Regions from separate parts of the Homo sapiens genome. Here region 1 is linked to region 2. A link is an interaction called in ENCODE POLR2A ChIA-PET data of the cell type or tissue named here. Cell type or tissue: MCF 10A. All regions are shown on one strand. Each heading gives the region's core, and the rest is flanking DNA. Links, peaks and the distances in the headings are about the cores only.

What was found. ChIA-PET counts read pairs that join two places held together with the same protein. Peaks named below come from ENCODE experiments on the same cell type or tissue, not always from the same donor. Only the 100,000 strongest peaks of a DNase experiment are listed, where the experiment ranks them.
Region 1: POLR2A ChIA-PET joins it to region 2 with 6 read pairs; 5 of 35 experiments call an interaction of 5 or more read pairs at or near these places.

The regions. Positions count from the first base shown.
Region 1 is chr7:158,709,614-158,712,523 of GRCh38, forward strand. No RefSeq gene overlaps it. Among named protein-coding and RNA genes, the nearest start is that of NCAPG2, 6.3 kb to the left of the region's middle. In MCF 10A, for the core only: no CTCF peak of the experiment used is centred there; a DNase peak (open chromatin) is centred at 1,338.
Region 2 is chr7:158,799,253-158,802,162 of GRCh38, forward strand. All of the region lies in intron 1 of ESYT2 (extended synaptotagmin 2), which reads right to left. Among named protein-coding and RNA genes, the nearest start is that of ESYT2, 29 kb to the right of the region's middle. RefSeq lists enhancers at 1,303-1,803, 1,804-2,304. In MCF 10A, for the core only: no CTCF peak of the experiment used is centred there; no DNase peak of the experiment used is centred there.

The sequences.
Region 1 (2,910 bases), core at 100-2,599, 90 kb before region 2:
GAGCTTGGGAAGGGGTGGAGGGTGACAACTGGGGGTGCTGAGACAGATACCATCACCTGGTGTCCCCGACAGTGAGGGGAGGGGAATGGTGGGGCGAGCCAGGCTCTGCAGGGCCCTCTGGACTTCTGGGGAGCTCCTGTTCAGTGCAAGTGGTTTTCTTCCCCCTCTTAGGTTGAATTCCTCTTTAACATGATCCCCGGCCTTTCGATAAAGGAATTTTCATACACAACCTGCAGCTGTGACCTAGGGAAGACTGCAGGGGCAAAAGTGAAGAGGAAAGTGAGCAGCCCCCCCCCCAATCCCCCTGGGGTCCTCGGGGACGTCGCAGCATGGGTCCAGGGATGCGGAGCTCAGGCACGGGAGGTGAGCTCAGGGGTATCTCCTTAGTGGTTACTCAAAGGAGAACAAGATAAACCATCGAGGGCAAACGTTTTCAACCATGGCTGCCCATGAAAACTACTTCAGCTGCTTTAAAAATACTAAAGGCTAGGCTTCCTGGCCAACTCAATCAAATCGATCAATTCAACCGGGGATTCCCTGGGCATTCTTTTTTTTTAGACAGAGTCTCACACTGTCGCCCAGGCTGGAGTGCAATGGCGCAATCTCGGCTCACTGCAAGCTCCACCTCCCAGGTTCACGCCATTCTCCCATCTCAGCCTCCTGAGTAGCTGGGACTACAGGCGCCCGCCATCACACCCGGCTAATTTTTTTGTATTTTTAGTAGAGACGGGTTTTCACTGTGTTAGCCAGGATGGTCTTGATCTCCTGACCTCGTGATCCTCCCGCCTCGGCCTCCCAAAGTGCTCGGATTACAGGCGTGAGCCACCACACCCGGCCTGCATTCATATTTTTTAACCTCCCCAAGTGATCCTAATGCACAGGTTAGAAGAAACTGATCTCAGAAAACATGTAAAAAGAGGAAACGTGAATGACTCGAGTATAAAATCAATAAAGCTGAGGTTCCTGCTCCAGGCTGAACCTGAAACAGCTGAGAATCGGACTGCGCGATGAGTGGCTCCTCAGCACCTGCCCAAGCCAGGCGTTAACGCGGGACAATCACTGTCCTCTTAAAGCTCATAGCATGACTGAGAAAGTGGACACAACCCAAGTGTCCATCAACAGACAAATGGAGAAACACAGTGTGGTCTTTTCCCACAATAGAATATGACTCAGCTGTAGAAGGAATGAGGCTCTGACACCCCTACAGTGCAGATGACCCTTGAAACATCATGCTCAGTGAGAGAAGCCAGACACGGAGGTCACGGATTGTAGGACTCCATTTATATGGAAGGTCCACATGACTGTAAAATCCACAGAGGCAGGAAGCAGATTAGGTGTTGCCAGAGACTGAGGAGAGGGCGTGGGGAGTGACTACTAATGGCTGTGGTTTTGGGGTGACGAAAATTATCTAAAATTAGATAGTGGTGATGGTTGCACAACCTTGTGGGTTTACTAAGGCCACACAGTTGTATGCTTAAAAGGGTAAATTTTATGGTATAAAACTGTATCTCAATAAAGCTGTTATTAAAAATTCACGGCTGGGCGCGGTGGCTCATGCCTGTAAACCCAGCACTTTGGGAGGCTGAGGCAGGCGGATTACGAGGTCAGGAGATCGAGACCATCCTGGCTAACATGGTGAAACCCCGTCTCTACTAAAAATACAAAAAAATTAGCCGGGTGTGGTGGCGGGCACCTGTAGTCCCAGCTACTCGGGAGGCTGAGGCAGGAGAATGGCGTGAACCCGGGAGGCGGAGCTTGCAGTGAGCCGAGATTGCGCCAATGCACTCCAGCCTGGGCGACAGAGCAAGACTCCGTCTCAAAAAAAAAAAAAAAAAAAAAAAAATTCACGGCCGGGCGCGGTGGCTCATGCCTGTAAACCCAGCACTTTGGGAGGCTGAGGCAGGCGGATTACGAGGTCAGGAGATCGAGACCATCCTGGCAAAACCCCGTCTCTACTAAAAATACAAAAAAATTAGCCAGGCGTGGTGGCGGGAGGCTGTAGTCCCAGCTACTCAGGAGGCTGAGGCAGGAGAATGGCATGAACCCGGGAGGCGGAGGTTGCAGTGAGCCGAGATCGCACCACTGCACTCCAGCCTGGGCGACAGTGCGAGACTCCCTCTCAAAAAAAAATTTATGACTGGTCATGGTGGCTCAGGCCTGTGGGTGGATCACCTGAGGTCAGCAGTTCGAGACCAGCCTGGCCAACATGGCAAAACACTGTCTCTACTAAAATACAAAAATTAGCTGGGTGTGGTGGTGGGCACCTGTAATCCCAGCTACTCGGGAGGCTGAGGCGGGAGAATCACTTGAACCTGGGAGGCAGAGGTTGCAGTGAGCCGAGATCACGCCATCACACTCCAGCCTGGGCAACGGAGCAAAACTCCATCTCAAAAAGAAATTAATTTACTAAAAATAAATAAATAAAAATTTACCAGCAAGAGTATGAATAGAGAGGAGCCAAGGTGGGGATTCGGATCTGGTGAGCTGAGGGGAAGGGGATGCAGTGCTGGTGGCACCAGGCACAGTCAAGCCCATATCCATGGGTCTGGCCTCAGGGACAACGTGAGCCAGAGTCCTGGGTGGTGCCACAGGGCAGAAAGATGTTATAAAGGCTTCCTAAGGGTCGTGGTATCTAAACAGACTCGAGAACACTCACTGTCAATCCTGAACACAACTTAAAATCGCCGAGTTCTTAAAACCAAAAAACCTAGCCCTACCCCAGACCAATTAAGTCAGAATCGCTGGCGGTGGGCTGGACAGAGTGATTCCATTGTGTAGCCAGAGTGTAGGTTTGAATGCTGCCGGGGGCTTGAAGCTGGAAGGGAGAGGGGCCTGCCAGGCAGAGGGCGGCATGTGAGTGCCAGGCAAACACGGGCATTGCCAGCATAGACTGGCAAGGGGTGAAACAAG
Region 2 (2,910 bases), core at 301-2,800:
CAGCTCTTTACGTTCTGAGAACACAATGAGCAAAAAAGTTGTGTGTGGAAAATGCCATCAGAGTCTTCTCTGCACCCCACTGTCCAGAGGAAATTCACTGGAATCTGAAACATCATAAATTATACAAAACTGACCTCTACCTTTTTAAAAAAACATGTTTCTAATTTGTCAGTAGTATTATCATCATGTCCTGGCAATCTAGGCTCAGAGCCCCTACCCTTCCCAGGCCAGCCGTGGTGGCCCAAACCTGCAAGTCCCAGGTACTCAGGAGGCTGAGGTAGGAGGATCCCTTGAGCCCAGGAGCTTGTCTGCAATGTGCTACAACCATGCCTGTGATTAGTGCTGCACCCTAGTCTGGACAACATAATGAGACTCCATAAAATAAAGTAACAAAATATAAACTAAAATAAAATTCACTCTTCCCTTTTGCTTTTCTCTTTTGGCCCAAACCAGCTAAGAGACACCTTTCCTTACATGGCTCCTCTCCATACCATCATCTCCCACCTTCACCCAGATAGGGATCCCTCTTACAATTCTCCAGGTAGGGCCTGGATACTGGAGAAGGGTTTGTACAGGAGAAAAGAAACCTATTTAGGGCCAGGCATGGTGGCTCATGCCTGTAACCCCAACACTTTGGGAGGCTGAGGATTACTTAAAGCCAGCAGTTCAAGACCAGCCTGGCCAACATATTCTTGCAAACCTCTTTTCTATGCGTTTATAAGCATGTATAACTTACATTAGACATGTTTCTATACACATTTGCATATGCGTATGATATTTTTAAGACTATGTGGCCTCTTAATTTTTTTTTTTTTTTGAGACAGAGTCTCACTGTCACCAGGCTGGAGTGCAGTGGCGCGATCTCGGCTCACTGCAACCTCCGCCTCCCGGGTTCAAGTGATTCTCCTACCTCAGCCTCCTGAGTAGCTGGGATTGCAGGCACCTACCACCACGCCTGGCTAATTTTTGTATTTTTAGTAGAGATGGGGTTTCACCATGTTGGCCAGGATGGTCTCGATCTCTTGACCTCGTGATCCGCCTGCCTCTGCCTCCCAAAGTGCTGAGATTATAGGTGTGAGCCACCGATCCCGGCCAAGGATATTTTATTTTAGCCCCAATGGCAGAGAAAATATTTTCTTTCTTTTTTTAAATCCAGAGACAGGGTCTCACTCTGTCACTCAGGCTGGAGAGCAGTAGTTCAATCACGGCTCACTGCAGCCTGGAACTCCTGGGCCAAAGTGATCCTCCCGCCTCAGCTTCCTGAGTAGCTGGGACTGGGACTACAGGCATGTGCCAACTGGCTAATTTTTAAATTTTTTTAGAGACAGGATCTCACTATGTTGTCTAGGCTTGTCTTGAACATCTGGCCTCAAGCAATCCTCCTGCCTCAGCCTCCCCCTGTGTTGGAATTACAAGTGTGAGCCACTGTGCCCAGTCCACTTTTTTTTAAATAGGTTTCTTTTTCTTTTTTCTTTTCTTTTCTTTTTTTTTTTTGAGACAGACTCTCCCTCTGTCATCGACGCTGGAGTGCAGTGGCACGATCTCGACTCGCCACAACCTCCACCTCCCAGGTTCAAGTGATTCTCCTGCCTCAGCCTCCCGAGAAGCTGGGATTACAGGCGGGTACCGCCACACCCTGCTAATTTTTGTATTTTTAGTAGAGATGGGGTTTCACCATGTTGTCCATCACTGCCTCACTGTAGGCATGGGTGCCAACCCTTGCCTGTGTGGTGACATCAGCACCCCCCGAGTGGCACAGAAAGCACGTGCAGTGAGGCAGTGATGGACACGAGCACGGGAGGAGGCGGCACCCATGCCTGCAGTGAGGCAGTGATGGGCAGGAGCGTCGGAGGCGGCGGCACCCAAGCCTGCAGTGAGGCAGTGATGGACAGGAGCACGGGAGGAGCTGCCTGTAGTGCCCCATTCTATTCTGGAATGAACAGAGAAACCCTCTGCCCAAATAAGCTTTGAATATAAGTGAACTGGCTTGTATTAGAATTTACTGGTTAACTGGCTTGTATTAGAATTTACACAAAGTGGCTTTGAAAATCGAGCCGTCTCTTAGTAGTGTTATCCCAAGGCATTCAATAGTTCTGAGGTTTTTCATCTATGAGTGATTATCCCAATGTGCTAAAGAAAAAGAGAAAGAGAATATATCAGATTTGAACAAAGCAAATCTGTTACGAAATTTTAAATTCTGTTCACTAAGTCAAAAATCTGCTTCTCGCTAATACATATTCATAAACATTTGCTTATTTTGCATAAAACAGAATCTAAAGTAGCAAAAACATCACAGAGAAAGACTGGGACACACAGGGATCACAGAAAACACAGTCCTCAATCACACAGGAACACAGGAACACAGATTCGGTTTTAAATCTTATCTTTCAACTTAAAGACTCAAATCTCTCTTAAGTTCTAATTATAAAACAAATTTCAATATTTATATTATCTGTATGAACTAGAAATAATCATTGTACGATTATTCACGTTTCTATTATATTTGAGTTGACACCACCCGCAAAAATCTCTTTAATGTTATCTTTTAAAAGAACAAAGGCGTATTTTAGATTCTAATACGCTGCTATTACCAAAGTTGTTTTGTTTAGAAAAATTAAACCAAATATACAAAGACAGAACATTTAACTGTGCTCCAGGAACTCTACATACAATATTTTGTTTAATCCTCACCAGAACCTTTGAACAATTAGTGGCTCCATCTAACAGAAAACAAAACGCCTCGGGGGAACAGGTAGAATAAAGAGATCCAGACCCAAAGGACTCCAGAGTCCTTCCTGCTATGCCCTGCTGAAGTATACAGGATGGAATTGACATAACTGGTCAAAATTTTCTTGCCAATTAAATCATATTCTTCCTATATCCAAACATAAAAAAATTGACAGCTAACAT